Linked DNA regions of Mus musculus: region 2 is linked to region 1. A link is a loop called in an ENCODE intact Hi-C map of the cell type or tissue named here. Cell type or tissue: heart. All regions are shown on one strand.

Region 1 (8,000 bases):
CTTTGTAAAAGATAAAGTGACCATAGGTGTATAGGTTCATTCTGGGTCTTCAATTCTATTGCACTGATCTATCTGCCTGTCACTGTACCAACACCATGTAGGGTTTTTTTGTTTTTTTGTTTTTTTTGTGTGTGTGGGGGTTGTTCTTTGTTTGTAGGGGTTCTTTGTTTGTTTGTTTTTGTTTTTGATTTTTATCACAATCCCTCTATAGTACAGCTTGAGGTCCAGGATGGTGATTTCCCCAGAAATTCTTTTATTGTTGGGAATAGTTTTCACTATCCTGGGTTTTTTTGTTATTCCAAATGAATTTGAGAATTGCTTTTTCTAATGCTATGAAGAATTGAGTTGGAAATAGTGGAAAGTGTGTTCCAACTATGGCAATGTGTAAATAAGAAGGATTTGGGAAAGACAACCAAGCTTAGTGCATTCTAATGGTGTCTTAGTTAAGGTTCCAGTGCTGTGATCAGACTCCATGACTAAGGCAACTTTAATAAGGACAATATTTAATTGGGGCTTGCTTACAGGTACAGAGTTTCAGCGCACTGTCATAAAAGCATGGGAATGACAGCTTCCAGGCAGGCATACTACAGGAGGTGCTGAGAGTTTTACCTCTTCATCTGAAGGTTTCTAGCAGAAGACAGACTCCCATGTGGTTAGGAGGAGGATCTCATTGTTCATCTGCACACTGACACACTTCCTCCAAAAAGCCCACACCTCTTCCAATAGGGCCTCACTTTCTAGTAGTGCTACTTCCTTCAAAAATCTTTCAAATTTTTGAAGCGCCAGGCACTTCAAAATCATTACAGATGCCAAGAGTTATTTTTTCAAAGGTAATAATGTTAATTTTCACTCTAGAATCACAAGGATCTAGTGGAGAAATGACCTTTAATCAGGGTGGCTGAGTTACCCATCCTCCTTTTATTTCAGGAATATTGTTTCTAAGTAGAAAATGTCTATGTTTTCAGCAGAGAATTTGACTCAGTATGTGTGCCACCCTTAATTACATAAGGCCTGGGATCTATCCTTGTTTGTTTGTTCATGATGACAGCTACTAAGCTTATATCATAGTGTGTGATCTGCTGTAACTCATACAGAATTACTATGCCATTACTAAATACTCTATGAAGTTCCTAACAGTGATTCTAACTAAAACATCAGGCTTGTGAGCTCATAGTAAAATGCAAAAACAAATACTAATTTTCACATATTTTAACATCATTAACTTAAATATTGAAATGACTGAATATTATAAAGCAATAGAAAATAAAGTCATGAAAAGTGGCAGCAGAAATGAGAAAAGACAAACAGGTAAGTTATAAATCAAGGGCCTTCATTCTTTATTTCAAACACAAAAAGTAAAACCTCAAGTGCCAGATCCAAAAACAAGATTCATTTATTTTTTATTTTATGTTTATGTGTGTTATACATGTGTGCAGTGCCCATGAAAGCCAATAGTTGTTAGTTGTCAAGAAGTGCTGGGAATAGAATTTGGTTTTTGTTGCATGATAGAAACTGATCTTAGCAACTGTACTATTTCACAAGTCATTCCTATCAAGGATCCACAGGGTAGGCAAAATGTCAGAGACAGCCCCACTTCCTATGCTAGGAGTTCTACAAAAATTCTAAGCTAAAGATCAACAGCATTTTGCAGGAGTCCTAGTTCAGACCCATGCTGGCTCTGTGAATGAATTCACTCTATGAGTCCCTACACGCCTTGCTTAGTTGATTTTATGGGCCATGTTCTCTTGGTGTCCTTGACCACTCTGATTCCTATAGTTCTTCCTCCCCCTCTTCCTCAGGGTTTCCAAAGCTCCATCTAATGCTTGGCTATGTGTCTCTGCTGTGCTACCAGCAGGTGCTGGAGAAATACTATGTGAGCACAGAATATCATTAGGAATGTTTTCACCATACTTGGATTTTTGGTTGCTTGGTTGGTTGGGTGGTTGGTTGGTTGGTTGGTTGGTTGGTTGGTTTTGCCAGTAGTAACTAGGTTTTATGGCTATCCAGTCTCAAATTTCTGGGCATCTAGGAAGTGTCATACAAGAGCTTCTTTGTGTCATGTGGTCCTCAAGATAGATCAGTCATTGGTTGCTCACATTGACAAGCTCTGACCATCATTGCTGCAGCACAATTTGAAGACAAGGCAGATTGTATTTGGAATGTTTTATGGCTGGGTTGGTGGACAAGTTCCACCCCTAGAAGATTTTTCTGGATACAGAAGATTGTCATAACACACTCTGAGTCATCAATTGCTTGAAGTACTAATTAGGGTCATACTCCTAAATCCCAGGAGCTTTCCATTGTACTAGGTTGATTCTACATCACTCCCCAAATGCCCCCAATTCCATCCATTTGCTTCTCTCTCTTCCTCTCTCTCCCCTTCTCTCTCTCTCTCTCTCTCTCTCTCTCTCTCTCTCTCTCTCTCTTTTCAGTCATCTTTCTCTCATATGATTCCCCATATTTCCCTGAATACTTGCCTATAGTTCAACTGCACAATTTGTACTATTTCTCTTTACAGGAGGATCCATGCAATCCCTTATGCCCCCCTCCTTTTAAGCCCCATTTCTTACTTAGCTTCTTCCTCTCTGTGAATTGTAGTGTGATTATTATTTTTATATTTTTAAGATTTATTTTTTATTAAATGATGTCTTCATTTACATTTCAAATGCCATCACTTTTCCTAGATTTCTCTCTGATAATCCCCTACACCCTCCCCATTTCCCTGCTCCTCAATGCACCCACTTCCTCTTCCTGCCCTGGCATTCCCCTATACTTGGGGATAGAATATTTGCAAAAGGAAGGGCCCCTCCTCCCACTGACAGCCGAATAGGCCATCTTCTGTTACATATGCAGCTAGAGACACGAGCTCTGAGGGTACTGCCTAATTCATATTGTTCCTCCTATAGGGCTGCAGACCCCTTTAGCCCCTTGGGTACTTTCTCTGTCTCCTTCAATGGGGACCCTTATTTGCATCCAATAGATGACTGTGAGCATGCACTTCTGTATTTGTTATGTACTGGAATAGCCTCACAGGAGACAGCTATATCAGGGTCCTGTCAGCAAAATCTTGTTGGTGTCTGGGTTTGGTGGTTATTTAGCGGATGCATCCCCAAATGGGGCAGTCTCTGGATTGTCCTTCCTTCAGTCTCAGCACCAAATTAGAAAGATTGCATACTAGCAACTTAATAGTACTCCTGAAACCTTTAGATAAAAGATAGAAACACACCCAAGAAGAGTAGATGGCAGGAAATAACAAAGCTCATGGCTGAATTCAATGATTTAGAAACAAAGAAAGTGACTGAAAGAATCAACAAATCCAAGAGATGGTTCTTTGAAGAAATCACCAAGATAGACAAGCCCTTACTTGAACTAAGTAAAAGGCTGAAAGACAATATACAAATAAGAAGAGTCAGAAATGAAAAGGGAGATATAGCAACAGACATGGAGAAAATCCAAAGAATCATTTGGTCTTATTTTAAAAGCATGTAGTTCACAATATTGGAAAAAAAAATCTAAGTGAAATGGATAGTATTCCTGAAGACTCCAATTATCAGTTGAATGAGGATCAGGTAAATAAACGAAAAAGTCCTATAACCCCTAAAGAATTAAAAGCAATCATCAAAAGTTTCAAGAAAAATAAAAGCCCAGAGCCAGATAGCTTTAGGCAGAACTAAATTGTCCTTTAAAAAAGAACTAATAACAATACTCCTCACATTATCCCACAAAATTGAAACAGAAGCAACATTGTCAAATTCATCTGACAAGACCATAGTCACCCTGATATCTAAATCACACAAAGACCCAAAAAGAAATACAATTTCAGACCAATTTCTTGTATAAACACAGATGCAAAAATACTCAATAAAATACTCACAAAACAAGTCCAAGAACGCATCAAAGACATCATCCACCACGATCAAGTAGGCTTCGTCTTTTAGATGCAGATATGGCTCAATATATATAAATTCACCAATGTAATCGCCATATAAACAAACTGAAAGAAAAAATTCACAGTATCATCTCATAAGATGGTGAGAATGCCTTTGACAAAATCGAACACCCCTTTATGTTAAAAGTTTTAGAGAGTTCAGAAATACAAGGCACGTACCCCAAAGAATAAAAACAATAATAAAAACAATATGCAGAAAGCCAATAACCAAAAGCAAATTTAATGGGGAGAAAATCAAAGCAATAATTCTAAAATCAGGAAAAGCAAGGCTGCCCACTCTTTCCCTTTCTACTCAATACAGTACTTGAAGTCCTAACTAGAGCAATAAGAGAACAAAAGGAAATTAATGGGGATACAAATTGGAAAAGAAGTAGTCAAAGTATCACCATTCATAGATGACCGGAGAGTATAAATATTAGTGACCCTATAAATTATACATTAGAATTCCTACAGCTCATAGATAACTTACACAAAGTGGCTGGATAGAAAAGTATCTCAAAGAAATAAGTAGCTGTCCTTTATAAAACCAATAAACAGGCATATTTGTGCAGCCATGGTAGAAGAATATCATCTAGTGTTGAGTCTAGGAAAAACAGCCTTCTCTCAAGATGGTTTTCAGTGAAACAGACATCTTTATTGGGGGTGTCATGGTCTATACAACAATTGGAGTGAGGGTAGGATTTTTTGGGATGAGTGTACATCATAGGCAGTGGTCCAGTTGCTGGGACTGCTTCATTGCATGATTAGGAATTCCTGGTTCTAGCTGGATATGTTCTTATAAGGAGATAGGATATTTTACCCTGCATCCTGGCCACTAGGCTACATGACTATCTCATGGTGGCAGAGCCTGGGGATGGACTGGCTCTGTGTGTGGGTAGATGCAGTCCTAGAGCAAGGCAGGGTTAGTCCTACTCCTGCTGCTGTCAGGGTGAGATTTTTCAAGTTATGGACATGTTTTGACCTTACTGTTCCTCTGTAATGACTCCCCCAGTCACGTGGATTTCCAGTCCCACACTGAAGAGCAGAGAACAATGACCCCTAGGATCCCTAAATATCAAAAGTAAGGGAGAAATGGTGGGAAAGCTTAGAGCTAGAACTTTTATGACATGCCTCGACCAGAGACGAGATTCCACAAAGGAAATGTGAAATAAAATACTAATACAATTTAGAATATATAAGCTCACAAATGTGACCACCAGCATCAGGATGGTGTGGGCTGCTCTGGTCTCAGCATGGCCTCTGTTGTTTTGATTGACCTTATGTATGCGGTTCATTCTCTGGTGGTGTCTGTTTAGGTGAATCATCATGGAGACACTGGTCCAGGCCATGATGCCAAGGAATATGATGTCATGGGAAAACCGCAAGAAATGCATGTCTACATTGACCCCAGAGATGGAGCATATTGAATTGCCTTTAGAATCAGAGTCATTGTGTGTTTTCTGTGGACCACTGACATTCATTGGGATGTAAGCATTATGTAAGACACTGAACAACCAGCAACTGAAACAAGAATAGCTCACGACCTTGGGGGATATTTCTCTGAACATGACCCTAGCCCAGGTACCAGGAACAACAGTGACAAACTGGTAGGTGCTGAGGACACAGGTGGAACACATGATTGTGCCTTGAGCCACCATGTGAAAGAAGTATGCAAGTTTACATTTGAGGTCAGTTGGAGGCTTCCTTGGAACAAAATCAATCATGTCATGTGAATATGTCAAGAGAAGGAGCATGAATGCATTGGCCACAGCCAAGTTGATTAGAATGACCTGTATGGGCCTCAGTCTGGAGTCAGTCAAGACTGGAGAGAAATTATGGACAAACAGAAGGATGTTGCCCACAGTCCCAACCACAACCTGGCAAAGCAAAAGGATCTGAAGAGCCAACATTTCCATGGTTTTCAGGGTTTATTCTGAGACAACATGGACATGGCTTCATAGCACAGTGGTGTAAGGATCGGGTTAGACAGTGCTGTCTTCAAGAATCTTCTCAATTATCTAAGATTTTCAATTGATTTGGAGTTTTGTTTGTTTGTTTGCTTGTTCGTTTGAAAAGCTGGCACTGCTTTGACACACTACAGGAGATTTTTCTGGAAAACAATGAATGGACATTGATCCAGAATATGAACATCAGACTTATTTTTCTTTCCCTTCACTCATGATGTAAGAGTGTGTTTGTGTGTGTGTGTGTGTGTGTGCGTGTATGTGTATAATGCAACTCTACCTGAGTTGTTCAACAGTATGGCAGCCTTTTTAACACAGCATGGGCTCTGAATGTTTGTACATGAATGTTTGTAGACAGGAGTGCATTTTTGCTTCAGGAGAATTGATATCATCCCTCATGTTATAACAATGTGTTAAGAAATACAAATTTGTTGTTGGAGAGATGATTCTGAATCTGATGACCTCTACTCAGCTTCGTGGTGCTTTACTCATGTATTTCTAGTCATGCACACAAGCAAAACCGTAATAGGCATAAAATAAAATAAGTATATCTTTTACATATTTGATCAAGTGTTGTGGAGATTTCTCAGGAGTTAAGGGCGCTTCCAGATGACCTGTGTTCTATTTCTAAAATGGCTACTTATAACTGTGTGTGAATCCAATTCCAGGGGATTTGGACCTTCCCAGTCATACATGAAGGCAAAACACCACTGCACATAAAATAAAAATAAATAAAGAAATCTTTAAAAATGTAACACAAAATTAAAATCCATGTTTTAGAATCAAATACAATGAGGAACTGAGAAGGTGGCTCAGTGGTTAAGGACACTTACTGCTTTTCCAAAGGTCCTGAGTTCTATTCAAGGCAACCACATGGTGGCTCTGAACCATCTGTAATGGGATAAGTTGCTCTCTTCTGGTGTGTCTGAAGACATCTACAGTGTACTCAAATACATTAAATAAATGAACAAAAAACAAGAAAATAAAATCTTTTTTAAAGTTAATGAAATATGTCCCCAAATTATTACATATAATATATTTTTCACACTACTCATCATAATGATAAAAAAACGAAATATTATTTTTAAAATGTGCTAGTTTTCTCTTCACACAAAAGAACCTTGAATTACACTTGTATCATTTATTTGGAAAAAAATTCTGAGGGATCCTAGCATTCTGTTGATTCATAACAGTCTGTGTTTTACTTGATTTTTCTGAGGAATTGGGTGCTGGACACATAGCTGAGTCATCTCCTTTTTTGTGAACCATAAGAAACATTATCACCATCACCATTAAATGCTGTGTACACACAGATTAATTTAATACTTGTTTTATTTAGCTAAAGTTTCATCTGCAATTGACTTTATTTGTTCCTCTATATGATGAAAAAGCCTCCATGCAACAACTAAAAACCAGTTATCTAATGTATACATGTAACATTAAAGTACATTTTCAAATAAGTACTGAGCCATGAAATACACATGTCTTTAGACTAATGAAATCATTGACATAATTAGGTAAATTAGGGAGAGAAATACAAAACCATTCTAATGACTAATGTTCACTTTGGAAGACCCCGTGAATTGTAGGAGTGAGAAGAGAACTTGAAGCAGAATTTTAACTTGCAGATTTCTCACCTGCTTAGTACCAGCAAAGATGGGGTTGCTCACAGAGATGTAGGCCAGCTCCTGAACAGTTACTGAAGAAACATAGCTCTGAGTTCCTCTCCCTTTGAAGAACATCTTTGTGTATCCATTTCCTAAGACAGATTCAAAGAAGTGCCTACCTCTCCCATAAAATGCTGTGCAGATTGCTGAATGAAGCCAGATATCAGAGCTCATAAAGGGGCAGTGTCAGGTCCTGAAATCCTTCAGACAGTCCATTCCCTTGTCATCTGTGGTGTTATTGAATATGACTGTATGGGTATATTGGAAAACTTTTAATGAAAGGAAACATTTATTTCAAAGGCAAATCACCATTTTCACTTTCTGGTAATTAATGATGATGCCCAGGAGTTTGTTATATCATAATGAGTAGTAGAGCCAAAATTAGAGGAAGTTTTCCTTGTTTCCTTAGGGAGTATTTAAGTGTTAAAGTTGTGTTGGCAT
Region 2 (8,000 bases), 220 kb before region 1:
GAGGAACAATATGAATTAGGCAGTACCCCCAGAGCTCATTTCTCTAGCTGCATATGCAACAGAAGATGACCTATTCGGCTATCAGTGGGAGGAGAGGTCCTTCGTTTTGCAAAGATTCTATCCCCCAGTATAGGGGAATGCCAGGGCAGGAAGAGGGAGTGGGTGCATTGAGGAGCAGGGAAATGGGGAGGGTGTAGGGGATTTTCAGAGAGAAATCTAGGAAAAGTGATGGCAATTGAAATGTAAATGAAGAAAACATTTAATAAAAAATAAATCTTAAAAATATAAAAAGAATAATCACAGTACAATTCACAGAGAGGAAGAAGCTAAGTAAGAAAGGGGGCTTAAAAGCGGGTGGCATAAGGGATTGCATGGATACTCCTGTAAAGGGAAATAGTACAGATTGTTCAGTTGAACTATAGGCAAGTATGCAGGGAAAAATGGGGAATCATATGGGAGAAAGATGACTGGAAAGAGAGAGAGAGAGAGAGAGAGAGAGAGAGAGAGAGAGAGAGAGAGAGAGAGAGAGAAAGAGGCAAATGGATGGAATTGGGGGCATTTGGGGAGTGATGTAGAATCAACCTAGTACAATGGAAAGCTCCTGGAATTTAGTAGTATGACCCTAATTAGTACTTCAAGCAATGGATGAATCAGAGTGTGTTATGACAATCTTCTGTAACCAGAAAAATCTTCTAGGGGTGGAACTTGTCCACCAAACCCGCCATAAAACATTCCAAATACAACTTGCCTTGTCTTCAAATTGTGCTGCAGCAATGATGGTCAGAGCTTGTCAATGTGAGCAACCAATGACTGATCTATCTTGAGGACCACATGACACAAAGGAGCTCTTGTATGACACTTCCTAGACGCCCAGAAATTTGAGACTGGATAGCCAGAAAACCTAGTTACTACTGGCAAAACAAACCAACCAACCAACCAACCAACCAACCAACCAACCAACCAACCAACCAAAAATCCAAGTATGGTGAAAACATTCCTAATGATATTCTGTGCTCATACAGTCTTTCTCCAGCACCTGCTGGTAGCAGAGGCAGAGACACATAGCCAAACACTAGATGGACCTTGGGAAACCCTGAGAAAGAGGGGGAGGAAGAACTATAGGAATCAGAGTGGTCAAGGACACCAAGAGAACATGGCCCATAAAATCAACTAAGCAAGGCAAGAATTCGTTCAAAGAGCCAGCATGGGTCTGACCTAGGACTTCTGCAAAATGCTATTATTGATCTTTAGCTTAGAATTTTTGTAGAACTCCTAACATAGGAAGTGAGGCTGTCTCTGATGTTTTCCTCCCCTGTGAATCCTTGATAGGAATGACTTGTGAAATAGTACAGTTGCTAAGATCAGTTTCTACCATGCACAAAAAAACCCAAATTCTACTCCCAGCACCTATTGACAACTAACAACTATTGGCTTTCATGGGCACTGCACACATGTATAACACACATAAACATAAAATAAAAAATAAATGAATCTTGTTTTTGGATCTGGCACTTGAGGTTTTACTTTTCGTGTTTGAAATGCAGAATGAAGGCCCTTGATTTATAACTTACCTGTTTTTCTTTTCTCATTTCTCCTGACACTTTTCATGACTTTATTTTCTATTGCTTTATAATATTCAGTCATTTCAATATTTAAGTTAATGGTGTTAAAACATGTGAAAATTAGTATTTGTTTTTGTATTGTACTATGAGCTCACAAGACTGATGTTTTAGTTAGAATCACTGTTAGGAACTTCATAGAGTATTTAGTAATGATATGGTAATTCTGTATGAGTTACAGCAGGTCACACACTATGATATAAGCTTAGTAGCTTTCACCATGAACAAACAAACAAGGATAGATTCCAGGCCTTATGTAATTATAGGTGGCACATATACTGAGCCAAATTCTCTGCTGAAAATGTAGACATTTTCTACTTAGAAACAATATTGCTGAAACAAAAAGAGGATGGGTAACTCAGTCCCCCTGGTTAAAGGTCATTTCTCCACTAGATCCATGTCAATGGCTTGTGATTTCTAGAGTGAAAACTAACCTTTGAAAAAATAACTCTTACCATCTGTAATGATTTTGAAGTGCCTGGCACTTGAAAAATTTGCAAGATTTTTGAAGGAAGTAGCACTACTAGAAAGTGAGGCCCTATTGGAACCGGTGTGGGCTTTTTGGAGGAAGTGTGTCAGTGTGCAGATGAACAATGAGATCCTCCTCCTAACCACATGAGATTCTGTCTTCTGCTAGAAACCTTCAGATGAAGAGGTAAAACTCTCAGCACCTCCTGTACCATGCCTGTCTGTAAGCTGCAATTCTCATGCTTTTATGACAGTGCACTGAACCTCTGTACCTGTAAGCAAGCCCCAATTAAATATTGTCCTTATTAAAGTTGCCTTAGTCATGGAGTCTGATCACAGCACTGAAACCTTAACTAAGACACCATTAGAATGCACTAAGCTTGGTTGTCTTTCCCAAATCCTTCTTATTTACACATTGCCATAGTTGGAACACACTTTCCACTAATTCCAACTCAATTCTTCATAGCATTAGAAAAAGCAATTCTCAAAGTCATCTGGAATAACAAAAAAACCCAGGATAGTGAAAACTATTCTCAACAATAAAAGAATTTTTTGGGAAATCACCATACCGGACCTCAAGCTGTACTATAGAGGAATTGTGATAAAAAACAAAAACAAAAACAAACAAACACCCCCCCAACAAAGAACAACCCCCCCCAAAACTACATGGTATTGGTACAGTGACAGGCAGATAGATCAATGCAATAGAATTGTAGACCCAGAAATGAACCCATACACCTATGGTCACTTTTTTTTGATAAAGGAGCTAAAAGCATCCAGTGGAAAAAGGACAGTATTTTTAACAATTGGTGTTGATTCAACTGGCAGTCAGCAAGTAAAAAATGGAAACTGACCCATTCTTATCTCCTTGTACAAATTTCCAGTCCAAGTGGATCAAGATCATCCACAAAAAACAAAGTACACTGAAACTAATAGAATTGAAATTGGGGAATAGCCATGAGCACATGGGCACAGGGGAAATTTTCATGAACAGAACACCAATGGCTTATGCTCTAGTATCAAGAATTGACAAATCGGACCTCATAAAATTACAAAACTTCTATAAGATCAAGGACACTGTCAACAGGACAAAAGGCAATCAACAGATCTGAAAACAATCTTTACTAGGCATACATCCGATAGAGGGCTAATGTCCAATATATGCAAAGAACTCAAGAAGAAGCCAATAACTCTATTAAAAATATGATATAGAGCTGAACAAAGAATTTTCGACTGAGGAATACTAAATGGCTGAGAAGCACCTAAAGGAATGTACAACATCCTTAGTCATCAGGGAAAGGCAATTCAAAACAACCCTGAGATTCTACCTCACACCAGTCAGAATAGCAAAGATCAAAAACTCAGGTGACAGTAGATTCTGGTCAGTATGTGGAGAAAGAGGAACTCTCTTTCATTGCTGGTGGGATTCCAAGCTGGTACAACCACTCTGGAACTCAGTTTGGAGTTTCCTTAGAAAAGTAGACTACTAGAGGACCCAGCTACAGCAATCCTGGGCATATATACAGAAGATGTTAAAACATATAACAAGGACACATGCTCAACTATGTTCATAGCAGTCTGATTTATAGTATCCAGAAGTTCAAAAGAACCCAGATGTCCCTAAACATAGGAATATATACAGAAAAAATGGTACATTTATGTAATGGAATACTACTCAACTATTAAAAATAACGACTTCATGAAATTCATAGGCAAATGGATGGAACTAGGAAATACTATCCTGAGTGAAGTAATCCAATCACAAAAGAACACACATGATGTATACTCACTGATAAATGGATATTAGCCTAGAATCTCAAAATATCCAAGATACAATTTGCAAAACACATGAAACTCAAGAAGAAGGAAACCAAAGTGTAGAAACTTTGATCTTTCTTAGAATGGGGAACAAATACTCATGGAAGGAGGTACAGAGACAAAGTGTGAAGCAGAGACTGAGGAATGACCATCTAGAGACTGCCTCACATAGGGATCCATCCCATATATAGTAACCAACCTCAGACACTATTGTCAATGCCAAGAAGTGCTTTCTGACAGGATCCTGATATAGCTGTCTCCTGTCAGGCTCTGCCAGTACCTGAGAAATACAGAGGTGGATGCTCTCAGCCAACCTTTGGAATGATCACAACGTCCCCAATGAAGGAGCTAGAGAAAGGACCAAAAGAGCTGAAGGAGCTTGCAGCCCCATAGAAAGAACAACAATATGAATTAACCAGTACCCCAGGGTTCCCAGAGACTAAGCCACCAACCAAGGAGTACACATGGAGGAACTCATAGCTCCAGTTGCATATGGAGCAGAGGATGGCCTTGTTGGACATCAATGGGAGTAGAGGCCCTTAACCCTGAGAAGGCTTGATTTCCCAGTGTTGGGGAATGCCTGGACAAGGAATCAGGAGTGGGTGTGTTGGTGAGCAGGGGGAGAAGGGATGGGATAGGGTTTTCAGAGCGAAAATCAGGAAAGGAGAAAACATTTGAAATGTAAATAAAGAAAATATCTAACAAAAAAAGAAAAAGGAAGATCAGAGTGTAGATGCTTCATTCCTTCGTAGAAGGGAGAATAAAACACACCCAGGAGGAAATATGAAGACAAAATCTGGAGCAGAGACTGAAGGAAAGGCCATCCAGAGACTGACCCACTTGGGCATCCATCCTATATACAGACACCAAACCTAGATACTATTGCAGATGCCAATAAGTTCTTGCTGACAGGAGCCTGACATAGCTGTCTCTTGAGAGTCTCTGCCAGAGCCTGACAAGTACAGAGGCAGATGCTCACAGCCAGCCACTGGACTGCTCACCAATGGAGGAGTTAGAGAAAGGACTGAAGGAACTGAAGGGGTTTACAACCCATAGGAAAAACAATCATATCAACCAACCATATTCCCGCCCCAGAACTCCCAGAAAGTAAACCACCAACCAAAGAGTAAACATGGAGGGACCCATGGCTCCAGTCCCATGAGTAGTAGAGGATGGCCTTGTTGGATATCAATGGGAGGAAAGGCTTCTGGTCCTATGAGGTCTCAAAGCCACAGTGTAGGGGGATGTCTGGGGGTGAAAAAGGGAAGCAGAAGTGGCTAGATGGGTGGGTGAGCAACCTTATAAAAGCAGGGGGAGGAGGGAGGGGTGTCTGGTGGGGAATCTAGTAATGGAGATAACATTTGAAATGGAAATAAAGAAAATATCCAATAAAATATATAAAAAAAAGAAAGTACCCCATACCTACACCCCCACTCCCCTAACCAGGGGTCGCCCTTTTTGGCTCTAGCATTACCCTGTACTGGGGCATATCTAGTTTGACAGTCCAATGGGACTCTCTTTCCAGTGATGGCCAATTAGGCCATCTTTTGATACATACGCAGCTAGAAACACGAGCTCCGGGGTACTGGTTAGTTCATATTGTTGTTCTACCTATAAGGTTGCAGTTTTCTTTAGATCCTTGGGTACTTTCTCTTACTCCTCCATTGGGGGCCCTGTGATCCATCCAATAGCTGACTGTCAGTATCCACATCTGTGTTTGCTAGGCCCCGGCATAGTCTCACAAGAGACAGCTATATCTGGGTCCTTTCAGCAAAATCTTGCTAGTGTTTGCAATGGTGTCAGCGTTTGGAGGCTGAATATGGGATGGATCCCTGAATATGAAAATCACTAGATGGTCCATCCTTTTGTCACAGCTCCAAATTTTGTCTCTGTAACTTCTTCCATGGGTGTTTTGATGCCAATTCTAAGAGGGGCAAAGTGTCCACATTTTGGTGTTCGTTCTTCTTGAGTTTCATGTGTTTAGCAAATTGATCTTAGCCATTCTGACTGGTGTGAGGTGGAATCTCAGGGTTGTTTTGATTTGCATTTCCCTTATGATAAAGGATGTTGAACATTTTTTCAGGTGCTTCTCTGCCATTCCGTATTCCTTAGGTGAGAATTCTTTGTTCAGCTCTGAGCTCCATTTTTTAAAGGGGTTATTTGATTTTCTGGAGTCTACCTTCTTGAGTACTTTATATATTTTGGATATTAGTCCCCTATCTGATTTGGGATAGGTAAAGATCCTTTTCCAATCTGTTGATGGCCCTTTTGTCTTATTGACGGTGTCTTTTGCTTTGCAGAAGCTTTGCAATTTTATGAGGTCCCATTTATCGATTCTCGATCTTACAGCACAAGCCATTGCTGTTCTATTCAGGAATTTTCCCCCTGAACCCATATCTTCGAGGCTTTTCCCTACTTTCTCCTCTATAAGTTTCAGTGTCTCTGTTTTTATGTGGAGCTCCTTGATCCACTTAGATTTGACCTTAGTACAAGGAGATAGAAATGGACCAATTCACATTCTTCTATATGATAACTGCCAGTTGTGCCAGCACCATTTGTTGAAAATGCTGTCTTTTTTCCACTGGATGGTTTTAGCTCCCTTGTCAAAGATCAAGTGACCACAGGTGTGTGGGTTCATCTCTGGGTCTTCAATTCTGTTCCATTGGTCAACTTGTCTGTCACTATACCAGTACCATGCAGTTTTAATCACAATTGCTCTGTAGTACAGTTTTAGGTCCGACATGGTGATTCCACCAGAGGTTCTTTTATCCTTGAGAAGAGTTTTTGCTATCCTAGGTTTTTTGTTATTCCAGATGAATCTGCCGATTGCCCTTTCTAATTCATTGAGGAATTGAGTTGGAATTTTGATGGGAATTGCATTGAATCTGTAGATTGCTTTTGGCAAGATAGCCATTTTTACTATATTGATCCTGCCAATCCATGATCATGAGAGATCTTTCCATCTTCTGAGATCATCTTTAATATGAACCTGTTTTATAACTTACCAATTTGTCTTTTCTCATTTCTCATGCCACTTTTCATGACTTTCTTTTCTTGTTTTTTTATTTTATTTTTTTATTATATTTTCCTCGTTTACATTTTCAATGCTATCCCAAAGGTCCCCCATACCCATCCCCCTAATCCCCTACCCACCCACTCCCTTTTTTTGGCCCTGGCGTTCCCCTGTACTGGGGCATCTAAAGTTGGCAAGTCCAATGGGCCTCTCTTTGCAGTGATGGCCGACTAGGCCATCTTTTGATACATATGCAGCTAGAGGCCAGAGCTCCGGGGTACTGGTTAGTTTATATTGTTGTTCCACCTATAGGGTTGTAGTTCCCTTTAGCTCCTTGGGTAATATCTCTAGCTCCTGCATTGGGGGCCGTGTGACCCATCCAATAGCTGAGTGTGATCATCCACTTCTGTATTTGCTAGGCCTCGGCATAGTTTTACAAGAGAGAGCTATATCCGCGTCCTTTCAGCAAAATTTTGCTAGTGTGTGCAATGTTGTCAGCGTTTGGAAGCTGATCATGGGATGGACCCCTGCATATGGCAATCACTAGATGGTCCATCTTTTTGTCACAGCTCCAAATTTTGTCTCTGTAACTCCTTCCATGGGTGTTTTGTTCCCATTTGTAGGAAGGGGTAAAGTGTCCACACTTTAGTCTTCCTTGTTCTTGAATATCATGCGTTTAGCAAGTTGTATCTTATATCTTGGGTATCCTAAGTTTCTGGGCTAATATCCACTTATCAGTGAGTACATATTGTGTGAGTTCCTTTGTGATTGGGTTACCTCACTCAGGATGATGCCCTCCAGGTCCATCCATTTGCCTAGGAATTTCATAAATTCATTTTTTTAATAGCTGAGTAGTATTCCATTGCGTAAATGTACCACATTTTCTGTATCCATTCCTCTGTTGAGGGGCATCTGGGTTCTTTCCAGCTTCTGTCTATTTTAAATAAGGCTGCTATGAACATAGTGGAGCATGTGTCCTTCTTACCAGTTGGGACATCTTCTGGATATATGACCAGGAGAGGTATTGCGGGATCCTCAGGTAGTACTATGTCCAATTTTCTGAGGAACCGCCAGACTGATTT

Evidence for each region. Hi-C counts contacts between places; a loop is a spot of excess contacts. Peaks named below come from ENCODE experiments on the same cell type or tissue, not always from the same donor. Only the 100,000 strongest peaks of a DNase experiment are listed, where the experiment ranks them.
Region 2: it touches region 1 in a loop (10-fold over the local background); 8 of 42 quality-filtered maps call a loop at or near these places.

What each region holds. Positions count from the first base shown.
Region 1 is chr7:5,448,916-5,456,915 of GRCm38, forward strand. It overlaps Vmn1r59 (vomeronasal 1 receptor 59), which reads right to left and starts at 5,844. Exons shown (of 1, transcript NM_207543.1): 1 at 4,912-5,844. The coding sequence starts at 5,844. The coding sequence ends at 4,912. In heart, no CTCF peak of the experiment used is centred here; no DNase peak of the experiment used is centred here.
Region 2 is chr7:5,228,996-5,236,995 of GRCm38, forward strand. No RefSeq gene overlaps it. Among named protein-coding and RNA genes, the nearest start is that of Vmn1r57, 13 kb to the left of the region's middle. In heart, no CTCF peak of the experiment used is centred here; no DNase peak of the experiment used is centred here.